Linked DNA regions of Mus musculus: region 1 is linked to region 2. The links are chromatin contacts, found by Hi-C or POLR2A ChIA-PET in ENCODE. All regions are on one chromosome and are shown on one strand. Each heading gives the region's core, a stretch centred on a gene start or an enhancer-like site at or near the end of the contact. The rest is flanking DNA. Distances are from core to core; before and after follow the strand shown.

Region 1 (6,933 bases), core at 663-3,162, 410 kb after region 2:
AGAGAGGTTGAGAACTGAAGATCTAGGAGATTTGTACAGAGACAGCAAATGCACTTGGTTTTTATTCTAGCACATGGTGGCTGTGTCTTTTCCGCATTGACTAGGATAAGACCTCACAGTCTTATTTATTAGTCTACTCTTATTATTTTTTTTTTAAGATTTCTTTTTTTCCGAGACAGGGTTTCTCTGTGTAGCCCTGGCTGTCCTGGAACTCTGTAGACCAGGCTGGCCTCGAACTCTCAAAGATTTATTTATTTATTATATATGAGTTCACTGTTGCTGTCTAGAAACACACGCATCAGATCTCATTGCAGATGGTTGTGAGCCACCGTGTGGTTGCTGGGATTTAAACTCAGGAGCAGTCAGTGTTCTGAACCACTGAGCCATCTCTCCAGCCCTAGCCTAGTCTAGTCTTAAAAGAACTCGTGCATAGGAATTGAAGATGGAGAAAGGGGGTGGCAGATCCAGGTCATCGAGTTCCCAGAATGAAGCAGGGTCTGTTGTGTAAACAAAGATTTTACCAGGTCATGGGGACTAAAATATGTGCACAGAAGTCTTATGAGGTAAGAAAGAAGGTTTGCGTTCTTTGCCCTAAACACAAGTTTTATAATATTTGGTGGCAGAGACTCATGTTTAATATGACTAACACTATTAATCATGGACTTTGAGGTTTCAGAATCCCTTACTGAGGCTGGAGAGATAGCTCAGTGGCTGAAGGTCCTGAGTTCAAATCCCAGCAACCACATGGTGGCTCACAAACATCCATAATGAGATCTGATGCCCTCTTCTGGTGTGTCTGAAGACAGCTACAGTGTACTTAGATATAATAATAAATAAATCTTTATAAAAAAAAAACTCTCTTCCTCTCCCCTCACCTCCAACAGGTATAGCTGGGTGGTGGTGGCACACACCTTTAATTGGAGGCAGAGGCAGAGGCAGAGGCAGAGGCAGAGGCAGAGGCAGAGGCAGAGGCAGAGGCAGAGGCAGAGGCAGAGGCAGAGGCAGAGGCAGAGGCAGAGGCAGAGGCAGAGGCAGAGGCAGAGGCAGAGGCAGAGGCAGAGGCAGAGGCAGGTGGATCTCTGTGAGTTGGAGGCCAGCCTGATCTAGAGAGTGAGTTCCAGGCCAGCTGGGGCTATGCAGAGAGGCCCCGATTCAAAACAAACAAAAAAATAATTTATGTTTGTGCATATATCTATATAGACATAGATACACTTACCTGTGTAAGTACAAACATGTGTTATATGTATTTCTATACAATACATACATGCGCAACAGAATCTTCCCTTTAGGGTGGAAGCTCATTATATTCCTTGTTTTAAAATGTCCCATGGCAGGAAATGCCTGCTTACCACAACGCCGCTGGCTCTCTGTAACTTGGCCAAAGTATCTACCTGATTACAGTATCTCTAGATGATAACATTTTGCTACTGCATGGGGAGGCCTGACAGCGATCTCCTTATCACTGGGGGGAAAGAAAGCCAGTAAATGCCTTTGAGTCAGATCAGATCCAGAACCCAACTGCAGCTAACCTAGAGGCAGCTCAGTTTCCCTGTCCTCTGATAGCCCCTAAAGACAGTAGCCTGGACCAGCGTGGGTTCGATCCGAGAAGAAAAGCTACCAGTCATGACGCGTAAGGGTGCTTGTCACAGAGCTATGACCTTAAACAACATGAAAGCTGGTGTTGGGGGCGGGGGCGGGGGTGGGGGGGTGGGAGGGAAGGAGAGGAAGCAAGGGAGGGAGGGGGTGTTTGTGTGGCGCGCGCGCGCGCGCGCGTGTGTGTGTGTGTGTGTGTGTATGTGTGTGTGTGTGTGTGTGTGTGTATTCACCGGCAGAGAAGGTGGGTTTCCTGCTTTATAGCCCTCTCGCCTCATTTCCTTGCGACAGTCCCTCCCTCACTGACCCGGGATTGGCTGGCAAGCAGCAAGCATTCTCTTGTCTCTAAAGCCCACAGCGCTGCGTCACGGGCATGCATAGCCACGCCCATCTTTTTCCCTGGGCGCTGCAGACTTTCTGGGTTTTGCTGCCCATATTCACAGCAAGCCTTAACCTATTTTGGTCCGTCCTTGTCTAGAAACACCTCCACAGACACTGAGAAGTGCAGTTCGCTAACAGCTCCTCAGCGTTCCTGTGTCCTAGACTAAGTACTGCAGACTCTAACTAGTCTACAGTTGCTTCTCTTATCCGAAGCCTCAGTTTCCCCTGCAGTGAAATGAGGGGATTTTAAAGTCATTTTAGAACACTGGCAGTCAGGCCAGCATACATGAACCAAGGCCACTGCCTCCCAGCCGGTCTGCCTCTGCTGTGGAGGGCGGTCTTTCCATTTCATTTTCTGCTTGTTCAAATGCAAACAAACAAGGGAACAAATATGTAAATAGAGCAAGAAGCTTGCCTTCTTAAAGGGTATTCGGTTTCCATACAAACAGAGAAGCCAGGCGTTTAACAGTAAAGCCGGAAAGGAAAGTGGAAATCAAGATCGCAGGAAGGTTACGGAGTGTTCAGAGTCCCCCGGGAAACGAGACGGAAATGGGGATTGGTGGTGTTATGCCTGCCTGGTGTGTGTGGCACTGAAAACTCATCACTGAGAAACGTGATGCAGGAATACAAGCCCCTGTTGCAAACCTGCTGGCTTTTACCTAGGTAAGTACGATCAAACCTTCAGACAGAGCTGGCGATGCCAACCGGCACTGCCTGCTCCCCAGAGGACCTGGGTTTGATTCCTAGCACAACCACCTGTAACTCTGGTTTCAGGGGATCGGATGCCTTCTTCTGGCTTCCTCGGACAAAGTGTGCACATGGTATACAGACATACACCCAAGGAAAACACCCATAAAATAAAGAAAAAGAAAAACTATCAAATGTTTAATCCTGTTTTTATTTGCATATTTAGGGGACGGTGGCTGTCTGTTGAGGGGTTTTCTTTTGTCAAGCCTGGGGTTTGGTGTATGCTAGACAAGCACTCTACAGCTGAGCTATACCCTGGCTCAAAAGATTGCTTCTCCTCAAATAAAATAAAATAAAATAAAATAAAAATATAAATAAATCAATTGGTCACAATTTACTTTAAGGCCTGAAAACATTGAGTGATCAAAGTGAAACCATGGTAGCTAGGCAGAGTGGCACACACTTGGCATCCTGGCACACCAGGAGCTGAGACGAGAGCATCGTGAGTTCAAGACCACCCTGAGCTACAGTGCTTGCAGGACACTGTCAAAAAATATTAATTTTTGTTATTGCTTTTGTGGTACTGGGGTCTAAATTTGGCAGCTTGTTCTCCCTTGGCAAGCACTCTACCACCAAACTATAACTGAGCTCTTGGGATTTCTTAAAGTTGGTAAATGTGATATAAAACTTTTAAAAAATATAGTCATCAAGTTGGCTCAGTGGTAAGTGCACTTGTCACACAAGTGTCACGACCTGAGTTCTAGTCCCAGAATCCACAGTGGAGCTAGGAGAACTGACTCCCTCAAAAACTGTCTATTTGTTTATTTTTCAAGAGGGTTTCTCTGCGTAGCTCTGGAGATCCTGGAACTCATTCTGTAGACTAGGCTGGACTGGAACAGGAAGATTTGCCTGCCTCTGCCTTCCAAGTGATGGGATGAAAGGTGCATAACCCCATCCAACAAAACTGTCCTTTTTAAAAAAAAGTTTAAGGCCAATGGTGTTGGCGCATGCCTCTAATTTCAGCATTTGGGAGGCAGAGGCAGAGGCAGGTTTGGGGTGACCCTGGTCTACAGAGCGAGTTCCAAAAGTTTACAAATAAAATACAGGTGCAATCAACCTCTAAGCATATGAAATATGATTTTTTTTAGTTTTATTTATTTATTTATTATATGTAAGTACACTGTAGCTGTCCTCAGACACTCCAGAAGAGGGAGTCAGATCTCGTTATGGATGGCTGTGAGCCACCATGTGGTTGCTGGGATTTGAACTCCTGACCTTCGGAAGAGCAGTTGGGTGCTCTTACCCACTGAGCCATCTCACCAGCCCGAAATATGATTTTTAAAAGCAATTGTCTTAGTTAAGGTTTTATTGCTGTGAAGAGACACCATGACCAAGGCAACTCTTATAAAGGGCAACATTTAATTGGAGCTGGCTTACAGTTTCAGAGTTCAGTCCATTATCATCATGGTGTCTATGGGGGGCAAACCTATTTAAACCACCACACCAATGTTACTTAAAATGCAAGGTGATGATACAAAATCAAAAATCTTGCACACGGTTAATGAGAACATGATCAGCAGCAAATCACTCAAAGAAAACAGAATTGCCAGGCCCGGTGGCACTGCTGTGACACCAGCATTCAGGAGGCTGAGGCAAAAGCATTGCTTTTAGGTTGTAGCAAGCCTGGAGTTTATACTGAAGTCCTGTTTTTAAAAAACTGGGAATGGAGAGATGTCTCAGCAGTTAAGGGCACTAGCTGTTCTTGCAGAGGACAGTTCCTAGAACCTGCATGATGGCTCACAACCGCCTGTAATTCCAGTTCCAGGTGATCTAATGTTTTCTGACTACCACAGGCACCAGGCACACTGGCAGGCAAAACTCTCTTACATATAAGAGTAAAGACATCTTTTTTTTTTTTAAAGATTTATTTATTTATTATACATAAGTATGCTGTAGCTGTCTTCAGACACTCCAGAAGAGGGTGTCAGATTTCGTTACAGATGGTTGTGAGCCACCATGTGGTTGCTGGGATTTGAACTCAGGACCTTTGAAAGAGTAGTCAGTGCTCTTAATCACTGAGCCATCTCTCCAGCCCTAAACACATCTTTTAACTTGGAAGGTGGTGGTGCACACTTTCAACACCAGCACTCCAGTACTCGGGAGGCAGAGACAGGCAGATCTCAAAGACCAGCCTGGTCTACAGAGTGAATTCCAGGACAGTCAGGGCTACACAGAGAAACCCTGTTTCAAAAAAACCAAAATAGATTAGATAGATAGATAGATAGATAGATAGATAGATAGATAGATAGATAACTAGGTTAAACAAATTAAACAAATGGGGGGTTTTAAAAATATTTTCTGAGCTGGGCTGTGGTCGCGCACACCTTTAATCCCAGCACTTGGGAGGCAGAGGCAGGCGGATTTCTGAGTTCTAGGCCAGCCTGGTCCACAAAATGAGTTTCAGGACAGCCAGGGCTATACAGAGAAACCCTGTCTTGAAAATCCACAAAAAAAAAAAAAAAAAAAAAAAAAAAAGTTCTGAGTTTTCCCATTCTTTTCTTTCTTGTCAGGGTTTCATATAGTGCAGGCTAGCATTGTACTCTGAGTCTCCTACTTCCACTTTGGAGGTCAGGGGTTACAGGTTTACATCATCCCAACAGGCTTGTGGTTAGCTCTGGTTAGAAAGCCGCTGATAGTTGAGGCTTCCTGGAAAGCTGAGGTGCCCCCAGATGTTCACGGTCCTGGTAAAAGGCAGAGAGGGGTATGGTGACTAGGGCCAAAGGCTGTGGCTCCAGCTGAAAGCAGAGGGGAAGAAGAACTTAGTTACCTGGGCTCTTTTCTCTTTGACTGGGGACTCCTCACTGGCCAGGCAAGAGGCTCAGAGTTTGTTAACTCTTTGTGGGTCAGAGAGAAAAGAAAAGGATAGGAAAGAAAAGACGAGGAGAGAAAAGAAGGAAAGGAAGGAAGAAAGGAAAGAAGGAAGGAAAGAAGGAAGGAAGGAAGGAAGGAAAGAAGGAAGGCAGGGAGTCAGGCACACATAGACACACGCATCCTGGATGAAGAAGAAAAGGGCTCTACCACCAATTTATTGGTGTTCTTAGTTTTCATGCCTTCTGCAGATGATTGGTCACATGGTTTTCTAAGCATTTTTACATTCCATAAGTTCATAGTAAGTTTAAGGCAATAGCTCATGTCATAGATCAATAAGGCTTAAAGAGTTATAACAGAATTGTTTACATGTCTTTCCATTAAGACGAGTACCTGACTAAACATTTACTGTCTGGTTTCTAGCCACCAGTTAGAGGCCTCGTTCCTAGCCTAGAAGGAATGATTTCCTTGATTGTAAATGTGTTCCAAGCCTGCTTTCTTTTTCGAGTGCAATCAGCTCAGGACACATGAAGGTGTACAGAGCTCTATCTGCAGCGTATATTCTATAGAGGGCTTGACATTACTTGTACCAATTCAGGAATTATGAAATCATCAGTTTGCCTACACAGCATTACTACATGGAAGTACATCTTCCTATTGATCCTGCAGGAGATCACTCAATAGGGTGGGCTGATGCCCAGAATCATTAGGCCATGTAACAGTGACAGGAAAGGCATCTCAGCACCGAGAAGCAAACCTGGGCTGAAGTCTCTGAGGACCCTGCATCTCAGAGCTCACCCATCTCAGCCATGCAAAATGGTGGACCATCTCCAGAAAACCTGCTTGCTTGCCATATAGCCTTTCCTAGATGGCTTCTGACAGCAGAAGTATGAAATTTCTAACATTAAAACCTATCTTCTCGGACTGGAGAGAGATGGCTCAGTGGTCTTCCAGAGGTCCTGAGTTCAATTCCCAGCGACCACAAGGTGGTTCACAACCATCTGCAATGGGATTCGATGCTCTCTTCTGGTGTGTCTGAAGACAGCAGCAGTGTTACTCATATACATAAAATAAATAAATCTTATTTTTTAAAAAAGTTTAAAAAAATTCTCTTCTCAGTGTTGGGGGTGTGGCTCAGTGATAGAACACTTGCCTGGAAATCATGAAGCCCTGAGTTCCCTCATTGTCACTGTACTATAAATATGACAACGTTGTTATTTAGCAAGAAGCTGCGATGTTTGTTATACACCAAAAAGCAATCCATAATCCAGCTGAATTTATCTATTCCTCTTCTCCAATATGTTTTACATCCTTTTCTGTACATTTTATAAATGTTAGTGCTGGGCTGGAGAGATGGCTCAGAGGTTAAGAGCACCGACTGCTCTGCCAGATGTCAAATCCCAG
Region 2 (6,422 bases), core at 3,002-5,501:
ATACATAAAATAAATAAATAAATCTAAAAAAAAAAAGGTGGTGTAGAGATTTTAGTCCAGCAACATGGCTGCTCTGGCAAGTGATCCCATCCAAAGGTTTGTACAATCTGGCTGAACTGACTGACACACCTTTAACTTCACTGGCTGGAATACAGGCACACCCTTACTACACCCCTTTTTATCTCAAGAGACAGAGGCAAGCAGATCTCTGATTTCAAGGACAGCTTGGTATAGAGCAAGTTTCAGGTAAAAAGCAGTTTAGGTCCAGGCATGATGGTTCAGTCAGTCAGTGGGGAGTCAGGGCACTGGAGTTGAGTACGTTTCTGAGCTCACACAGTTCAGTGCAGGACAGGAGAGGCAGTTGAAGGCAGAGAATGAGAAGCAGCCAGCTGGGTAGTGGATATGTGCATATTCAGCCTCTTTAGGGGTTAGGAGGAAAGCAGATCTGTTGGGGAGGAAAGAGTGTCCCCTGAGCGCTTCTGATCATCTATTGCTGGGTAGCTGACCACCCTGTGTCCTGTGAGAAAGCAACGGGATTTAAGCATGTCACAGGAATTGGGGCAGAGCATGGCAGGGAGGGCTGCACATAGCCTGGGCCTCAGAACACTTTCAGATCTGGGCTGGAGTCAGGTGAAGTCTTCAGCCTGGGGAAGGACCTGGGTTTAGTTAGAGTTGCTACACAAAACACCTCACGTGACCTGCCCTGTGGCTTGGACTTCTCCTATGTGGCTTGTGATAGGAGGTAGAGTAAGGAGTGTGTGTGTGTGTGTGTGTGTGTGTGTGTGTGTGTGTGTAGGGTTCAGAGAGCTGTAGGAGAGATTCCTTGGAGGTCTATTTGAGAGCAAGCTTGGCTACTAGGACTGACTCCCGAGTACATCATACCAGGTCACTACTGCCATATCTTATTGGTCAAAGCAGTCATGTGCTCCTTCAGATCCAGGGACTTACTATGTAGTTCAGATGGGCCTCAAGCTCACTGGGCTCCTCCTGCCTCAGTTCCCCTTGAGGTAACATTCCCACCGTGCAGTCCTTGGATCTCATTTTGTTTCTTTTTGAAGATTTGTTTTTTTTTACTTATAGATCTGTTTGTGTCTGTATGTGCATACCACACATGGATGATCTTGGAGGCAGAGGACAACACCAGAGATCCCTTAGAGTTTGAGCTGCAGGTGCCTGCAGTGGGTGCTAGTCCTTTAGAGGAGCAGCAAGCAATATTAATTAATGATTTTTAAAAAAAGGGTTCTTTATTTTAAGTATATGAGTACACTGTAGCTATCTTCAGACACACCAGAAGGGGTGTCAGATCTCATTACTGGGGATTAATCTCTCTAGCCCCTTCCTTTCTTTAAGGATTTATATATTCATTTTTATATGTGTGAGTGTTTTGCCTTCATATGTGGTCCCTCAGAGGCCAGAAGAGGGCCTTAGAGCTCTTAGAACCGGATTGTGGAGGGTTGTGAGAAACCGTGTGGTTGCTAGAAACTACACCTGAGTCCTCTGGAAGTCAAAAGATGCTCTTAATCATTGAGCTAGCCCATTTCTTTCTTTCTTTTTTTTTTTTTTAAGATTTATTTATTTATTATATGTAGGTACACTGTAGCTGTCTTCAGACACTCCAGAAGAGGGAGTCAGATCTCCTTACAGATGGTTGTGAGCCACCATGTGGTTGCTGGGATTTGAACTCCGGACCTTCGGAAGAGCAGTCAGGTGCTCTTACCCACTGAGCCATCTCACCAGCCCGAGCTAGCTCATTTCTTAACAGTGGTTTTTAAATATATATATATATTTATTTATTTAATGTGTGTACACGTGTGTGTGTGTGTGCGTGTGTGTGTGGAGGTCAGAAGTTCATTTTTGGGTGTCAGTCTTTTCTTTCTACCATGTGGATTCCAGGCACTGAACACAGGCTGTCCGTCAGACTAGAAACCCACTGAGCCATCTTGCTGTTTGGATCTCATTTCTTGATGGAAGGTGTCATGAATTAATAGTCTTTTTTTCATTAGTATTTTTAAAGATGTATTTATTTTATTTATATGCATGCACTGTAGCTGTCTTCAGACACACCACAAGAGGGCATAGGATCCTATTACAGATGGTTGTGAGCCACCATGTGGTTGCTGGGGATTGAACTCAGGACCTCTGGAAGAACAGCCAGTGCTCTTAACTGCGGAGCCATCTCTCCAGCCCCCAAATCATTAAGTAGTCTTAAACTAAACCGAGATGAGACAACTCCAGAGTAAGAGTACTTCCTCAAGGCCTCACTACAGATTCCTGCAAGTTCTTCTCTGATTTCCACATGGGCATTCTCTCTCTCTCTCTCTCTCTCACACACACACACACACACACCCATACACTAAATAAATTCATACATAAATAATACTAGGTGCAATTGAACAAATTGGTGGATCTTGGGGCTTCCGGAATGTCATGGAGTCAAGAACTTTACATGGGATTACATCCGTAGCACTCATTAGCTCAGTTCAGAGGTAATCTCAACGTCTTGCCCCTAAGCAGCTTTGAGCTCACGCTTCTTTCCCTCCCTCCCTCCTTCTTTCCTTTATGGTGGCTTTGAGATAACATCTCTCTATGAGTCCTGGCCCGCCTAGAACTCGAGACAGAGCAGACTGATTTTGAATTTAGCTCCTCAGTTTATGTAATGTTGGGGATTGACTCCTGGGCTCCCTGCTTCTAACATCCCCAGCTTCCATTTTGGAGCACCTTGGAAAGAAAGAGACACTAGGATCCCCTCAGGCTGTGTGTGCCACCCCCCCCCCCCCCATGCACACAGTGGGGAAAAAAATCATAAATCAGTTGTCTCCCTGTGACAAAATTTCAATACTAAACACAAAAGTTACAATGTAAAATAAAGATCTTAATAGTTTTTGGTAAGAATACAGGAATGTAAAATTTGAAATGTAAATAAAGAAAATAATAATAATAAAAGAGGGGAAAAAGAATACAGGGATTTTTTTTTTTTGGCCTTCCTTATATATACTAAACTAGAATGAGTACTTTTGGACTACATATAGGTTACATACTGAGGTGGCTAAAAAAAAAAAAAAAAAAGCTATCCCCAACTCCCCATCAAGCTAGGGCACGTCTTTGATTCCAACACTCAGCAAGGAGGCAGATGAAAGTGGATCTTTGTCCTTTGTCGGTTGAGTAGAGAGTTCCAGGTCAGGCAAGACTGCATAAAGAGATGTCTTTCTTTCTTTCTTTCTTTCTTCTTCTTCTTCTTCTTCTTCTTCTTCTTCTTCTTCTTCTTCTTCTTCTTCTTCTTCTTCTTCTTCTTCTTCTTCTTCCTCCTCCTCCTCCTCCTCCTCCTCCTCCTCTTCTTCCCCTTCCCCTTCCTCTTCCCCTTCCTCTTCCTCTTCCTCTTCCTCTCCTCCCCCTCCCCTCTCCGTTCCTCGCTCCTCCAGACAGGGTCTTAACTGTGTAGCCCTGGCTGAATAGGAATTCACTATGTAGACCAGGCTGGCCTCAAACTCAGAGATTAGCCTGCTTCTGCCTCTTGTGTGCTGGGATAAAAGGCGTGCACCATTATACCGAATGCGGTGTATGTAGCCGTGTGTGTAGAGGTCTGCAGAGGTCCTCAAGCTGGCATTAGACGCCCAGTGCTGAGAACTGAGCTTAGGCCTTCTGCAGAAGCAGCCAGCGATTGTAACAATGAAACCATGTCCCCAACCCCTATTCCCACAGAAGTTCTTTTTATAAGTCTTTAGGAGTCAAGGCAAGATGAAGCAAGTTCGACTGTGATCTTTTTTCTTGTGTTTTGAGACAGGTCTCATGTAGCCCAGGCTGGCTCTCACTGAGGAGAGAATGACCTTGAACTTCAGATCCTCCGGTTTCCACCTCCTGAGTGCTGGGATTACAAGAAGCACCGAAAAAGAAATCAAAGAGTTGTTGGCAGGCATAATCCAGAATCTGGGGTAGATGAAGGATGTGGCCTGTAGGCAGGTCCATCAGGGAAAATGGGGGAAAAGACATGACAGATGCATGCTCTCCCGAGTGAGAGGGACTGGAAGAAGTAAGGGCAACGTCCCGGAGTCCTCTTGCTTGAGAGTTTGTGGAAGGTAGGCGTCATATGCAGCAGGTGCCGCATCTTCCCAAGGAGAGCAGAGCAGGCGACGGCAGCCTGCGCTCTCCAAGATCCGCGGTAGAGGGCGCTGTAGCCACGCCCGTCCTGCGTCTCCGGGGCGGGACGAGCTCCAGGCCGGGGGGCGGGGCCGCACGCTCACGTGACCCTCGCTCATGGCGGCGGCGGCGGCGGCGGCAGCGGCAGCGCCGGCGGCTCTCGGCGGCTGGAGCCGGATCCTGTAGCCGGGGTGTGGGCCCGCGTCAGTCCGTCCCTCCTTCGGCCCCCTCTCGTCTTCCGGAGTGTGGCTGGCGCAGCCGCGATGGCGGAGCGAGGCCTGGAGCCGTCGCCGGCCGCGGTGGCCGCGCTGCCCCCCGAGGTGCGGGCGCAGCTGGCTGAGCTGGAGCTGGAGCTGTCTGAGGGTAGGCGAGCGCGCGGCGGGCCGGGCGAGCGGGCGAGCGGGCGGCGGCCTGTGGGCGGCTGGGCTGGCGGGGCTCGCCGCTCCCCACCCGCGAAGCGCGGCTGGGCTTTCATTGTTGTCCCTGGGGGGCCCCGCAGGACCCGGGGACGGGTCAGCTGGAGACAAAGCTGCGCCCTCCGGCTGACACCTTGCCCCTCTGCTGCCTTGCTCCCGAAGGGCCGCTCGCCTGTCCCCTCGCTCCGGCTTCAGAACGAGGCGCAGGGGGACGCCGCAGCTGCACGTCTTCCTGCTTCTCTAACAATGCGAGGTGCCTCACCAGTGACAGGCGTGAGAAAGGAGCGGGGGAGCCATTGAGGGTCCGAGGGAGGTCGGAAGCGGTGGCGCTAACCCAGAGACCCCCCGATCCGCTGCCTCTAGACCGCCTCTGTCCTTGGGAGCAGCAGGCTTTTCTTGCCACCTGCATTCAGTCTAGGTTTTCCTATCTGGTCACCTTTTGGAGTCTTTGTAGAGGTGGCTACCGGGTACATGCAAATCCTGGCCGGCACCCTCTTTCTTTTGACAATGGATTGGTACAGGGAGGGTTGGGTTTGTGTAGATAATTTCAAACATGGACTAAATCTGGGCTCTGTTACAAGAGAAGTGCCTTGGATAACAATGAGGACCTCAATGCCGGCTGTGGGCATGTGGTCAGGCGAATGTGCTGTGGAGATCAGCTTCTCTGTAAAGTTCCTGTTTTTATCGCAGGCGGCCTCTGAACAAAAGCAGCATTTTCTCCGCGCTTGGTTTCCGTACACTTCGCTGATGTCTCCAGAGTTGCATATTGTTGAATTCCTTGCCAAAGACCCTCCCCAGTATTTTTCAAGTTCACTAAAAACTGTTGATTGGAAAAGAGTAAGGAATGTGATCAAGTTCCCAGGAGCGTTCTAGTTCCGACTTTTTGTTAACTTGTCACGACACTGGGCTTTTTCAAACCTTTTTGAGAATCACTTATAGTGAAAAGCCAGAAGTGCGTTTGAGTGTCACAGATCTTACTCGATTGAAGGAAATAATTAATTTTAATAACCCTTTAAGGCTTTCCCAATGTGTAGGGTGGTGATCTTTTCACCTGCATGCAATTATCAACATATTACTTTTCAATTAATCAGTGGGGAAGCGTTTAGGAAGATAGGAAACCTTTGGGTTGCTTGCCCGGTGATACCTTTGGTTACAATATTTACCAGATTTAAAAAAAAAAAAACATTTGAAGTAGTTTATTAAAATATATTTCCCTTAAGGTTTTGTTTTTTTCTTGTCATCTTCTTGTGAAAGTGTTGCCACCGAGTGTGACGAATTCCATTCAGATCTTTTAAAACAGTTCTGTATTTACTTTCAGTAACAAATCAGCTATAGCTTTCATTAGCCAGAATGGGAGGTTTCCCTGGATGTTTGCATGAGGGGGAGATTAAAAATAGGACCTGATTGCTTTCACCGGGAAAGGGAAATCCTGGGTGCTCCCCTTGGTATGGATCTGCTCCACACGATTATTGTTTACAGCTCTTGGTGTTTCTAGACATCTTTGGAAGGCTCTTTCTAGGTTCCACTACTGACTAGCTCACCCTACTCCCTGAAAAGGTGTGAAAGTCTTAGAAACTGGGAATGCCAGGGTTTAAATGTTTTGTTTTTTTTTAAGGACCAGTGAATTGGTTATTCTTCCACGCAGGATACTTTGATTGGCACACGACTTAGTTTAAATTTCTCTCTTAAGGATTTGTACTGCATTGTCCTGCATCTTATGTCTTTGCACTCTAGAAGAAAATAGCAGTTGAGGAACCTTGAGCCTGCAGTGTCAGCGTATTGGCCATCTGTCTGTCCTGCTTCAAGTACACAGATGGTTGGTTAGAGATGTAGGAAGATGCTATCCAGAGTTCAAGTTATAAAAATAAATCA

Evidence for each region. Hi-C counts contacts between places; a loop is a spot of excess contacts on that map. ChIA-PET counts read pairs that join two places held with the same protein, here RNA polymerase II (POLR2A).
Region 1: a map of Patski shows a loop between it and region 2 (2.2-fold over the local background). The contact joins the enhancer-like site here to the promoter of Dip2b in region 2. A Hi-C loop is called at or near these places in 8 of 37 maps with a recorded cell type or tissue (Patski, heart and left cerebral cortex). POLR2A ChIA-PET finds 5 or more read pairs at or near these places in 1 of 5 experiments (embryonic stem cell).

The regions. Positions count from the first base shown.
Region 1 is chr15:100,441,800-100,448,732 of GRCm38, forward strand. All of the region lies in intron 1 of 5330439K02Rik (a long non-coding RNA gene), which reads right to left. Among named protein-coding and RNA genes, the nearest start is that of Gm5475, 22 kb to the left of the region's middle. Within about 2 kb of position 1,913, at least 3 of the 3 ENCODE cell types and tissues checked have a DNase peak (open chromatin) inside an H3K27ac peak, as active enhancers do; they include heart and left cerebral cortex, where a contact is called at or near this core.
Region 2 is chr15:100,034,413-100,040,834 of GRCm38, forward strand. It overlaps Dip2b (disco interacting protein 2 homolog B), which reads left to right and starts at 4,252. Exons shown (of 38, transcript NM_001159361.2): 1 at 4,252-4,497. The coding sequence starts at 4,398.